2 separate regions of the Homo sapiens genome follow, and region 1 is linked to region 2. A link is a contact called in ENCODE Hi-C or POLR2A ChIA-PET data. All regions are on one chromosome and are shown on one strand. The core of a region is the stretch at or near the end of the contact, and the rest is flanking DNA. Distances in the headings are between cores, read along the strand shown.

Region 1 (6,760 bases), core at 582-3,081, 230 kb after region 2:
CTCCGTCTCAAAAAAAAAAAAAAAAAAGAACGCCTTACCCGTCTGGGAATACAGCCTAGTAGGTTTCAGTCTCATTTTACCCAGCTCTTGTTTAAGATGGAGTTGCTCTGGTTCACACGCCTCTGACGGTAGCCAGTGATGGCCACCCTCTTCCCACCCTCCTTGTCTGTCTTCTCTGTGGCTTGGTCTTCTATCAGGCAGCCTCACTGCAGAGTCAGTTGCTCAGATATGCCTCAGTGCACACCTTGGTCTTGGAACTTGGGGGAGAGGATTCACCCTGGGGTAGCAGCTGGGAAAGGAAGCAAAAACCTCGCAGAACAATGATAGCAAAGATCTGTAGAAGGCATCATAATGAATACATCTGAGTGCAACGAGACATTTCTCTAGCACAGCCTCCTGATGCAGCTCCAAGGAGCTAATGGTAGGTGTTGCTGGGCCTCTGGATGTGAGTGAGCTCTGGCAAAGCAGCCGCACTGCGTCTGTCTGCATACTGGGTCAGCTGGCCCTCAGTCATCCTGCAGACGCCCTCCCCACAGGGCTGAGTGACTGCAAGAATCCCAAGCTAGAGGTGTGCCAAGAAGGCTTTGGGATTCAGCCTCGGAATCCAGCCCATGCTTGTGATCTAAATTTGGAATAAGGCAGGCTGTAGTGTAAATTACAAGAGATTCCAGAAATTTCTGTTGTTGGTTAAGCTTGTCTGTTAATTATAAACTCCATAGCAGCTTGGAATAATGCCTCTTTGAATGGAAAGATTATGTGGGTGGGTGCCTCCCTCTCTCCATTTAACTTTTTCGTTGGTAGGTGTGTTCTAAATCTGGATATGATTTGCGTTTGTTTTTAATGAGTGGGAAGAAGAGAATGAACTTGTTTTCTGTGTTTGCTTATTGAGAACCATGACCTGGAGAGCTGCTAGACATGGAAGGGAAGTCTGTGGCAGGCCTAGTTTGTTACAGGTATCTGTTGGTCTTGGCCCACAGGAATGCTACCCCCAAGTAGCTTCTGTGGTATTTGGGAAGGGAACATGATGGAAGGCCCCTTCCTTAAAAGAGGATTTTTCTGGGGGTTATGGGCAGGTCTGTGATTTCAGCTTGGTATCATTGCCCAGATTGGTTGACTTTGAAATATGAAGGATTTTAAAAAGTGAGTGTATGACTGTTCCTCTAAGGCTTTGAGAGTGTGAAGAAGTGAGTTGAAGGAGTTAATTCCATGGTGGCCAACTCCAAGTGGCTTACAGAGTTTTGAACCCAAGTGGCAAACTTAAGTTTCTTTTTCTTGCTTTGCAGTACTGGCTGTGAATGGAGTAATGCCTGACCATCAACACTTACTTTGCTGATTGGACTTGTTAATATTTCTAGTCCTAGCAGGGTGTCCACCAGCATGGGTATGGTCATCTAGCACTAGTCTGGAGGAGAATTTATTTCATTGCCTTGAAACTTTGTTTCCTGTTAAAATGCAAACAACCCTGGGAGCCACATAATCTGACCTTCCTGAGGGGAAGGAAAGTTGAAAGAAGGTACTGGTGTAGGAGATGCACCTGGACAAGTCTTCTAATGTGTGCCTTGATTCTGTCCTGCTAGTCATCATATACCATGTTATACACTCTGTCTCTAACTGGTTCAGCTGCAAGGCACATCAATTCATTTTTTTGGGATGCATTCTGTAGATGTGCCAGAGCAGTGATATAAAGCACCTCTCAGTGATTCTAAGGGTTTTGGAGATCCTTTTTTTCCTTCTTAAGAATATGTAACAGTTAACTATTGCTGTTGCTGACCCTGAGACTACTGTGGTTTCTTTGTACTCTCATTTCTGTACTTCTCACATTAGCAATACCCTTATGTGACCAACTGTGTGTGTGTGTGTGTGTGTGTGTGTGTGTGTGTGTGGTAAGAAGGAGGCATTTCAAAGATACATCAAATTCTGAAACTCCTGGTTATTCAGGCCCCAGATATTTTCCCAGTGTGTCAGGCAGCACACAGAGTTCTAGCTTAGGTGTGTCCATGACTCATTTGTGATTTGGCCAAGGGCATAGAGGCCTGTGATTCCCAGAAGCATTTTTCAGATGTAGTATATTAAGCCCCATCTAAACTCAATTTCCAGCTTTAAAAAAAAGTATTGGATTATAAGTCTTTTGCACATTCCTCTCTCACATGACTTTTCTCTCCTTCATTCTCACCTTTGCATTCAGACATATACCTCATCCCTCCCCGACAAAGCAGACAGAGTTTTTGTGATTGGAGTCATCATAGGGTTATTACTAATTTCCTTATGGTTTTTGTCCATGAATTTATTTTATAATTTTCTAAGACATAAAGTTACAGAGCTGGCATTTTAGGAAGTCTTGTGTGCCTTCCCCACTTTTTTTTTAATAAAGCAAGCAAACAAAACATAAGCTTTTTTTTCCTGAATGTTATTTTTTATAAGTGACTAAGTGGACATTAAGTAAATCTTGAGCTCTTTTATTAAACTAGAGACTGGTTGTCCATAGAAAGGATTCAATAAATACCTTAATTTACCATGCCTCTCATATTCCTACCTAGCCACATTGTAAACAGTACTCTTCAGCTAAATGAATAGTTCTCCTTTCCTCATACATACTCTGATTTCTAATATTGGGATTTTAGGGTAAGCTAATCTCTGTGTTATTAGGGATATCTGAACTTACATAAGTGTCTTCTAATCTTTCTCCCTATCTTGAATAGACAAGAACCGTGGTAGGGGCAGTTATTTAGTGTAATCTAATTTGACTCTGCTAAATTTTAAAATTCTCTGTAGACATACCAGGAAATCTTCTTATAGCAGAGCCCAAGGGTAACAATTTATAAGCAAGCTCTAACATTTCTGTGCAACTCTATTTGATTCATCTCTGTGATTGGTTCCTTTTACTTTCTCCTGAGTTAGTTTCCCTCTTGCAGGTAATTTAATCCAATTCACATTCGCACTTTGTATTCAGTCTAAGCATTTCCCTAATGCCCATCACCATATGTAACAGCTTTCCTGCTGTTTGATAAATGAGGTTTATAAAGCAGAACGTCCAAAAGCTTCAATTCCCAAACTGTGCTTGCTTCTAACCATGGTAGAAGTAATGCTTTCAACCAGCTTCTCAGGTTGCTCTCGGGCATCTGAAGGGCGCAATAACTCTGTCATGTTAATCAGCTCTTGCTGAAAAGCAAACCAGCTGAGCTGAAAGGAAATAGAAGGGACCCTGTAATGACTTCCTGTTATTGAAGTGCGTGTTTCTATGGGCATAACGCTGATATAAAAGGCAGAATGTGCCATAGGAAGTGTTCAGATCTCAACATTGCACTTGTTAGGGCCCCATCTGTTCCTTATTAGGAATGGCAGGTGGTTCAGGAGGCTGTGCACCCCTTTCTGATTTTGGTGATAATGGTTATAATCAAAACTAGTAGGATGTCTTGCCTCCTTTGATAGCTAGGTAGATGACTTTCTGGTTCAGAGGTCTAAGGATCAGGAGAAACTGTCATTTAATAATTTTATTGTGGGATAATTGATCGGAATTTTTTTTCTGTCTGATACTCAGCCTACATTCTATAAAGATACTTGAGTGTTTTAGAAAATGTGTACTTATTAATGAGCATACTTGTTAGTGTGAGGTATTTGTGACTTTTAAAAACCTGCAGTATTACTTTTAAGTAATTAACAAAATGGTTTGCTTCGTGAAACAAGAATTTTAGTTAATTTGTTAATTATAAAAGTGGTTAATGATACATATATAAGCTCTCTTTATTTCTGATATGCTTAGCATTTTTAAGCTGATTAATCCTCATGATAGCTTTGTAAAGTAGGTCAGTATTATTATCCAAGGTATATGTAAAGGAGGAAAGAAAAGGGAGTTGAGTTTGAGTCTTGCTTAGGTACTGACAGTTTGGGTTTAATAATCCTAGAATTTTGTTCACAGACATTTTTGTAACCTCAGGCTGATTGAGAATGGCTGATAAGATTTTATTGTCAAACTTGTTTACATTTAATTTCCACTCAGTACTTATTAAAGAAACAAAAAAGATATAAACTTGCCCACCCAGAAGCTTGTATTCCTTAATTTATTGTTTAAATACAAATATGATCAAGGTACTTTGGTAAAAGGTACTAAGAAACAATTCCCTTTTTATCTTGAAACCCATTAGACTACTGTTTGTCAGCTGCCTTTTTAAGCTCTTTTGAGCACCAAATAAAAAGCACACATGATAATTCATATTTCAGGCTGATGTATTTTGTCTTGCTATTTGCCTCTTGTTCTTTGTTTTTTTATTTTCTTGAATTATTTACTTCTTATTCAGTCACTGATTCAGCAGACATTTACTGAGTGACTAAACTTCTAGATTCCTCATTTGTTTTAAATACTCTTACAACACAACAAATTAGTGCAGATCCCACCCTTTGGGCATTTATAGACCAGGTGAGAATATAAGATATACCCAAAAAGGTTATATCCTGCAGTTCAGCAGGTGTCAAACAGGTGATACAGGTCCTATGTGTGTCAAAATAAGTGTCCTGCAGTGAAGAGATAGGTCACCAACAGTACTGAATTCTGAATTCTAACAAATGTCATCTTCTATACCTACACACATTATAAGGTTCACATTTATCTTAAGTTTGTGAGCTTGTTGGAGGAGCGAATTGTAACATTTTGGAGAAGGGGCAGCTTTGGAGATGGTTTCAGGATTCTAGGGATGTTCAGCGATTTTTGTAAATCCACCCTTTAATTCTGAATTTTTGTGTTACAATAGCAATTTTTTAGTTTGGCAATTTTGATGATTTCATCTAGGTTGGTGATCTATGATCTTTATAGATCTGGGGTAGGTAGAATGTTGTAGTTTATCAGCCTGAATGGGGTATATCTGGTCAGCTGATATTTTACATCTCTTCAAGGGCTACTGGAATTCTTTGTATGTCTTTTTGAGTGAATGCCATTTGTGATAGCATGTAATGTTGAAATCTTTGATAACCCTCTAACAGATGTATGGTCTCATATCCTTGTAGACTTTCCATCATTTTTTCACTTATTATTAAAATATGCATTGAAATTTCTATTATAATTATTAACTGACTTGCAACAACTGAAATCATGATTGTGAATAATTTTAATTTAGAGTATTAGCTAATTATGGAGGCAGTATAATGAATAAGAGCATGGACTAGCTGTGTGACTTGGAGAAAGTTGCTTAAACTCTACATGTCTTAGTTTCCTTAGTTGTAAATGTAGATAATAATGTCTACTTATTAGGGTTGTGAAGATTTAATACATTGCCTATCAGATACTTGGAATAATGCTTGGCTTATAGTAAACACTCAATTAGTACTAGCTATTATTATTTATTCTTATTTTTAATTTGAAAAAATAATTGCTGATCTCTATTTCATTCCAATTTTAGTGTATATGCTGCCAAAGCAAGTACTAGCTATTATCATTATTTGTAGTAGCAGTAGTAGTAATTTGTGTTGACACTTTTCATTACAATTGTTTTTATCCTGCTATTCCAGCATATTAACAAATTAATACATTCATGACAAATACATACAGTTTCTAGATGTATACAAACATATACATCTATAAATTGTGTTGGTCACTTTTATAGATTCCCTTAATACTACAGGATCTGATGAATGATATGGACATTCAGCTGAGGAAGATGTTATAAGTTAGGGTTGTTAAGGGAGAGTTTATATTATGTTCATTTTTATTTTAGGTTTTAAAGGATAAGTCTATTTTCTTTATTGTTAATTTTTGCAGTTCTTTACTTTATTGTTCTCATGAAAAGTACCTTACATATGTTGGGTACACTGTAAAACTGATTATCCACATATGGACATGCATACATACATCTTCTCTCTATGCAATTGTTACCATTACTTCCAGCATTCTCATCCAAAATGGCAAAGATAAGGGAATCAAATTAGGTCGCTGTGGGCACTGTGGTACACCAGGGACTACTTTATGGTGCTCCTGAAAGTCTTGTAGTGGTTTGGCACCAGTTAGCTGGGTAGTATGATCTTGTCATAGGCTTAGTAAATAGAGTGCAATCCACTGGCTCCTAGCCCAGCTGAAATCTTTGGGCAGTTACTGTAGACTTCCAGTTAGCTGTGATGGGGGTGAATCTTTGGATGGAGAGATAAATGACCTGAAAGAATGCAAGTGATTTTCCTTTCTGCATCCTTCAGTTGCCTAAGAAGAGCTCACTCTGGAGTCTAAACCTACATGATCTCTGTTTTTGTTTGTTTGTTTGTTTGTTTGTTTTAGTGGTAATGTATTAGTCGCTATGCTTGCAGTTTCAAGTAACAACAGAATGCTAAGCTGTGTCATGAACAATGAGTAAAATTTATCATCTCACATGAGAAGAGGTATTTCTAGGATAGGCTAAGTCAGTAGCACAGTTGCCTCATGTGTTTCCCATCTTTCTGTTCTGGAGTGGAATTTTGTAGTGATGCAGAGATTTATTCTTCCTGCCAAATCTCTAGCCTACTAGTGTGGGTGTAAGATTTTTCTGGGCCTCATTTAAAGCCTGCATATATTCCCCAAGTGCTTTACCAGCCAGGGTCAGCCTTGCCACTATGCCATGTTTTTTTGGGCGCCAGAATTGGCTTGTTATGTTGAAAGTATTATTTTCTCTCATGATATTTTTCTCCTTTAGTACGCTTCACTATTGAAATGCCTGTAGGCCCAGCTTCCCAGGAGTTTGAGGCCAGCCTGTGCAATATAGTAAGACCCTGTCTCCAAAAAAAAAAAAAAAAAAAAAAAAAAGAA
Region 2 (6,909 bases), core at 685-3,184:
ACATGGTGGCCTATAATCACAGCACTTTGGAAGGCTGAGGTAGGCAGATCATCTGAGGTCAGGAGTTCAAGACCAGCCTGGGCAACATGATGAAACCCCATCTCTTCAAAAAATACAAAAGTTAGCTGGGCGTAGTGGCACGTGCCTGTAGTCCCGCTACTTGGGAGGCTAAGGCGGGAGGATTGCTTGAACCTGGGAGGCGGAGGTTGCTGTGAGTTGAGATCACGCCATTGCACTCCAGCCTGGGCATCAAGAGCGGAAACTCTATCTCAAACAAACAAACAAATAAATAAATAAAAATCAGTGCTCAATCCTTACCTTGCTCCACAAGAAATTGACAGAGTTGATCCTTCCTTTATTCGTTACTTGCTCTGTCTATAACTCCTCCTCCTGGTTTTCCTCCTATGATCAGTCCTCTAGCCTCTGCTATACTGTCACCACATTCACCCCCTGGGTGTTCTCATTCAGCCATCTGGCTTTAAGCATCACCTCTACACTGATGGCTCCCAATTTTCTGACTACACCCAAGCTTCTCTCTACAACTCCAAAACAGTTTATCCTATTGCCTTCTTGATTAACAAGCATCTTACAGTTATCATTACCAATCTGTATTCCAGACACACATAGCTTAAACCTGCACCTTCCTCAGGGTTTCCCAGTCCAGTAGAGTTTACCTTGGAGTAACCCCTAAAGCCAACCCTGGAGTAATCCCTAATCCCTTTTCTTCTTTCCCCCCAATTTCTAATCCATCATCAAATCTGTGGACTCTTACTTTCAAAACATGTCTTGAATCTAATAACTTCTCCTCTCTTCCCTTCTAGGATATCACCTGACCTGAACTCTGAAGTAGTCTCTGCTAACTGGCTTTCTGCTTCCATTTTTGTCCTATTATTTTTCACACAGCAGCCAGATGAATCTTTAAAAACTGAAGTCAGATCATGGCTCTTCTCTATTCAAAACCTTCCAACTGCTTCTTTTCATCCTCTGCCCTCAGGTGTGATCACGACTCATTCCCTCATTTCCCATGTCCCCTCAGCTCTCTGCACAAATATCACTTCATCAGAGAGATCTTCCCTAATATCATCTCAAATACCAGTGCCTTCCGCCTCCACCCTCTGGTTCCTGTTGTATTTTTCGTTGCCCCTTGATATTACACTATGTGTTTATCTGTTTATGTTCTCTTTCCCTCAGGAGAATGTAAACGCATCAAGAGGATCTTGTCTTTCACTAATTGTATTTTCAGGCGGGGCCCAGAGGCTCACGCCTGTAATCCCTGCACTTTGGAAAGCTGAGGGGTGGATCACTTGAGGTCAGGAGTTCGAGACCAGCCTGGCCAACATGGTGAAACCCCATCTTTACTAAAAATACAAAAATTAAGTCGGGCGTCGTGGCGCATGCCTGTAATCCCACCTACTCGGGAGGCCGAGGCAAGAGAATCAGCTTGAACCCGTGAGGTGGAGGTTGCAGTGAGCCGAGATGGTGCCACTGCACTCCAGCCTGAGCAGCAGAGCGACACTCCATCTCAAACAAACAAACAAACAAACAAACAAAAAACAAACATATTTTCAATGCCAAAAAAGGTCTGGAATGAGGTGGGCACTCAGATGCTTTATTAACCACTCTAGGTATTATTCTAACACTTTATGTGCCTATTAAATTATCCCGACATATTAGATTTGCTGAATTGCAGTCCATATTTCGTAGATATGATAGCTGAAGCACGGAATCATTAGGTAACTTGCCCAAAGTGGCATTCACGACTCATAAATGGCTTAGGATGTAAACTCAGTTTTATTCCCTGGGACGCCCTCTCTGCTCTTCAGCACTTGAAGTTCAGGCAGCGAGAGTTGACATGGGGCCAGGGCTGCGCCCCTGGGGCGGGTTGAAGACAGGGTGAGTCTCTTGATATTCAGGAAATCATCGCGCACCCAGTCACCAGCGTTCGGGAGCCTGTCGCAGCGGGACCGACGGAATCCGGAGCAGGCGACAGGGCGCAGAAGCGGGATGTACTTCTGTTGGGGCGCCGACTCCAGGGAGCTGCAGCGCCGGAGGACGGCGGGCAGCCCCGGGGCTGAGCTACTGCAGGCGGCCAGCGGGGAGCGCCACTCTCTGCTGCTGCTGACCAACCACAGGGTCCTCTCGTGCGGAGACAACAGCAGGGGTCAGCTGGGCCGCAGGGGCGCGCAGCGCGGGGAGCTGCCAGGTGAGCGGGGGGCCCCAGGTGCAGGGTGTGAGGACCCCAGTACATGGGCGCGGGGGCTTGGGTACCGGGCGCAGGGAACCGGGTGCGGAGCGCTGGGACCCGGGTGAGGGGCGCGGGGGCCCAGGTGCAGGGAGCGGCTCAGATGCTGGGCGCCGCGGGCCAGGCAGGGAGGGGTGCTGGGAGCCTTGGATTCCTCGGGGCCCGAAGAGCCACAGGAACCAGGAAAATGGTGCCCTGTGCTACCGAAGAGCAACTTCCTCAGTTTCGTTTTCCCAACGCCCCTCGGATTTGTTTCGGTTTCCAATTCAAGTTCAAAGCGAAACTGAGAGCCGAAACTAACCTGGTCAGCGCTGCTCTGGAAAGAGATGTGGTCCCTCCGGCTTGCCTTGCAGATAAATCCTCGCCTGCGCGGTTCTACCTGGAGAAGGCAGCCTGACCTTACAAACGTGGTTTGTGGGTCAGACACCTGTATCTCCCTTAGAAATACACTGGGGCATTAAAAAATATATATATATAAAAATATATATATAAAATATATAAATATATATAATATATAAATATATACAAATATATAATATATAAATATATAATATATAAATATATATAATATATAAATATATAAATATATAACATATAAATATATATAATATATAAATATATATATAACATATAAATATATATAATATATAAATATATATATAACATATAAATATATATAATATATAAATATATATATAGCATATAAATATATATAATATATAAATATATATATAATATATAAATATATATAATATATAAATATATATAATATATAAATATATATATAATATATAAATATATATAATATATAAATATATATAATATATAAATATATATATAATATATAAATATATATAATATATAAATATATATAATATATAAATATATATATAATATATAAATATATATAATATATAAATATATATAATATATAAATATATATATAATATATAAATATATATAATATATAAATATATATAATATATAAATATATATAATATATAAATATATATATAATATATAAATATATATATAATATAAATATATATATAATATATAAATATATAATATATAAATATATATAATATATAAATATATAATATATAAATATATATAATATATAAATATATAATATATAAATATATATATAATATATAAATATATATATAATATATAAATATATATATAATATAAATATATATATAATATATAAATATATATATATAATATATAAATATATATATATAATATATAAATATATATATATACACATAATAGGCCGGACGCGGTGGCTTACGCCTGTGATCCCAGCACTTTGGGAGGCCGAGGCGGGCGGAGCACGAGGTCAGGAAATCGAGACCACCCTGGCCAATATGATGAAACCCCATCTCTACTAAAATACAAAAAATAAACTGGGCGTGGTGGCGGGCGCCTGTAGTCCCAGCTACTTGGGAGGCTGAGGCAGGGGAATCGCTTGAACCCGGGAGGCAGAGGTTGCAGTGAGCCGAAATCGCGACACTGCACTCCAGCCTGGCAACAGAGCAAGACTCTGTCTCAAAAAACATAATAATAATAAATATATATATTATATATGTGAGATAATACAATAATCGTTATGGATTATTGTAGAAATACGAGAAAGCAATCACCGTAGCTCCAACACCCAAAGATAACTCCTAACATTTTGATGCATTTTCTCCTTGTCTACTTTTTTCTATGTACATATTTAATCTTTATAAAAATCATGTCATTATAGATTTGTATATGCAGTATTTATGCAACTCTGTACATTGTGTTTTCATCAAGCATAATCTTATGAACATATTACCCTTTCATTTTGTATGTTTTGAAAATATGTTTTAAATTGCTGCATAACATTCTAAACTCTGAGAGTACCATAATTATTCTCTTTTTGTGGAAATTAGATTGTTTCCCACTAGGGGCTTTTATAAATAATACTGATTGATATTCTCGTAAGCAAATATTTGACTACATTTTTGATGACCTGCTGAGAATAGTTTCAAAAGGTGTGTGGAGGAGGAAAATTTTTCCTCTACCCTCTTAGGTTCAGCGGCTGGGTCCTGCAAACTTAACTGACAAAAGACAGATTGACAGGAGAAAAAGCATACAATTTTATTAATCTTTTACATATAGGGGAATTTACATGCGTGGGAATTTACAGAATAGAAGTGAAACTCAAGTGCTTCGACTTAGGAGCTTGTGTACCATGTTTAACAAAGAAAAGGGGGTTTGGACTTTAAAGGATGATGAACTCAGGGAAAGTGACTAGAAAATATATGGGAAAATCTAATGGAAGATAAGGGTTATTTTAATTGACTTGTTTATGCAGGCTCACCTCAGTGCCAAGTCTTCATCTTAGGTGACCCTTCTCTTCTTTTTTTTTTTTTTTTTTTTTTGAGATGGGGTTTTGCCCTGTCACCAGGCTGTAGTGCAATGGCACTATCTCGGCTCACTGCAACCTCCGCCTCCCCAGTTCAAACGGTTCTTCTGCCTCAGCCTCCCAAGTAGCAGGGATTACAGGCACTCACCACCATGCCCAGCTAATTTTTATATTTTTAGTAGAGACGGGGTTTCACTATGTTGGTCAGGCTGGTCTCAAACTCCTGACCTCGTGATCCACCCGCCTCGGCCTCCCAAAGTGCTGGGATTACAGTTATGAGCCACTGCGCCCGGCTGACCCTTTTCTTGGTGCCAGAGATGGGAGCTTCTCACAAAAGGATATTTATGACCTACTTTTAGGTAGATAAGAAGAGAGCAGAGACCTCTTCCTGCATCTGTTGATTCTCAATTGCCTTCAGCTCAAATTCTTAAAGTAGCATGTTTTCAGGTCTTATCACCCTCATTTGGAAATGAAGGGCAACATGATACTTAACCCCAAATTGTTCTCTAGAAAAATGGTACCAATTTCTATCTTTGTGAGTGCATGAATCTTTGGGAAATTTTAACCTTGCATAAATTGACAGTAAATAGTTGAAAAAGATAAGATTACAAAGATAAAAGGAAAAACAAAATCTTAAATGTTGCAAAAACTTTACTGGTATGATGTTCTCAACTCCAAACCTCTAATAATTCAGAGACAGACACCTTGGGAAAGCAGTTTAGGTTGGCTTGTAGGGAAATGTGATCCGGTTTTCATTTGTGGGCATATTTAGGGCCTCCATAGGGGCATATTTTTCACTTTTCATTGTAAGAGGATCCAGCATCTGCCTCTCACACTCATGAGGTAGGCTCCCTTCCAATTTCCTTCTGAGCAAGGGATTCACTGCTTTCAGTGTTTAGGGTGGGAAGACAGAATAGCAAAATGGAGGAGATCCCAACTTTTTTCTGGGTCTCTTTATTTTGCTAGGTTTTGCTAGAGAAACATTTGGTCATGTGTCATAGTCCCTAGAAGTTACCCCCTCCGTGATGCCTACTCCTTTAAATAACAGCCATTAAAAGATAGACTTGGGTAATTGAATGTTTTTAAGAGTCAATTTGAACATTCAGCAGTTCATGAATTGAGCAGCACCAGACCTCAAGCAGTTGGGCTCCACTAAGGGAGGTGCAAGGAGATGCCAGGGGGAACCTTTGATAACGTGTTCCAGGAAGCAAGACAAAGAAAATACTTGATTGGTTAAAGTGGAAAGTCCCTTGTTTGAAGTAGTCAGCAGTTTCTGGTTGGTAAAGTCTCTAGTTAGATGTTAGTTGGTGGTTTCTGATTGGTTAACCTTAAGTTTCATTTTCCTAGGCTATGATCAATCACTCTGAGTTGGGTTTTGGTTTGCTTAGGTAGGAACCCAAGGTGCTGGAGCCATCTCAACCTGATAGTCTCCCTGTTGATTATTTTAACAGAGCTGTATCCTATAAAGACAGGGTAACATACATTGAATTTACTTCCTTCAGACATTTAGAATGGACTTAAGGTCTTGATTCAAAAGACCATTGGAGGAGACAAGAAATCTGGATGATCCTTCTTTTTGAAGAAAAGTGCTGTCTTAAACTTGTGTTAAATTAATAATCTGCAGTGGTGGTTGGGGGGTGTTTTGTTTTGTTTCCCAAAGAACCAATTCAGGCATTGGAAACCCTAATTGTTGATCTCGTGAGCTGCGGGAAGGAGCACTCCCTGGCTGTGTGCCACAAAGGAAGGGTCTTCGCATGGGGAGCTGGTTCTGAAGGGCAGCTGGGGATTGGAGAATTCAAGGAAATAAGTTTCACACCTAAGTAAGTGTTTCAACCCACTCCTTCATTTATTCAATATATATAGTACCATGTGCCAGGCACTGTGCAAGATGCCAGGATACAAAGACGACTATGACAGGCCAGCTGCAGTGGTTCATGTCTGTAATCCCAACACTTTGGAAGGCTAAGGTGGGCAGATCACTTGAGGTCAGGAATTTGAGACCAGCCTGGTCAACATGGCGAAAGCCCCTCTCTACAAAAAAGACACAAGAAAATTAGCCGGGCATGGTGTCAGGCACCCGCAATCCCAACTACTCAGGAGGCTGAAGCGGGAGAATCGCTTGAACCTGGGAGGCAGAGGTTGCAGTGGTGCTGGGACAGCGCCACTGCACTCCAGCCTGGGCAACAGAGGGAGACTCAGTCTCAAAAAAAAAAAAAAAAAAAAAAAAAAAAAAGACTATGACAAACACAGTTCCTAACCTGAAGGA

Evidence for each region. A loop is a pair of places that touch in the nucleus more often than their neighbours do. ChIA-PET counts read pairs that join two places held with the same protein, here RNA polymerase II (POLR2A). Pooled maps may share reads with other maps.
Region 1: a map of CD8-positive, alpha-beta T cell shows a loop between it and region 2 (2.1-fold over the local background). The contact joins the enhancer-like site here to the promoter of HERC6 in region 2. A Hi-C loop is called at or near these places in 3 of 168 maps with a recorded cell type or tissue (CD4-positive, alpha-beta memory T cell, CD8-positive, alpha-beta T cell and naive thymus-derived CD4-positive, alpha-beta T cell), 3 of 37 single-sample maps with no recorded cell type and 10 of 50 pooled maps. POLR2A ChIA-PET finds 5 or more read pairs at or near these places in 1 of 52 experiments (CD4-positive, alpha-beta T cell).

What each region holds. Positions count from the first base shown.
Region 1 is chr4:88,610,445-88,617,204 of GRCh38, forward strand. All of the region lies in intron 3 of HERC3 (HECT and RLD domain containing E3 ubiquitin protein ligase 3), which reads left to right. Among named protein-coding and RNA genes, the nearest start is that of HERC3, 21 kb to the left of the region's middle. Within about 2 kb of position 1,832, at least 14 of the 41 ENCODE cell types and tissues checked have a DNase peak (open chromatin) inside an H3K27ac peak, as active enhancers do; they include CD4-positive, alpha-beta T cell and CD8-positive, alpha-beta T cell, where a contact is called at or near this core.
Region 2 is chr4:88,376,918-88,383,826 of GRCh38, forward strand. It overlaps HERC6 (HECT and RLD domain containing E3 ubiquitin protein ligase family member 6), which reads left to right and starts at 1,935. Exons shown (of 23, transcript NM_017912.4): 1 at 1,935-2,203; 2 at 6,304-6,463. The coding sequence starts at 2,005. RefSeq lists a silencer at 2,158-2,347 and enhancers at 2,358-2,687, 5,764-6,063.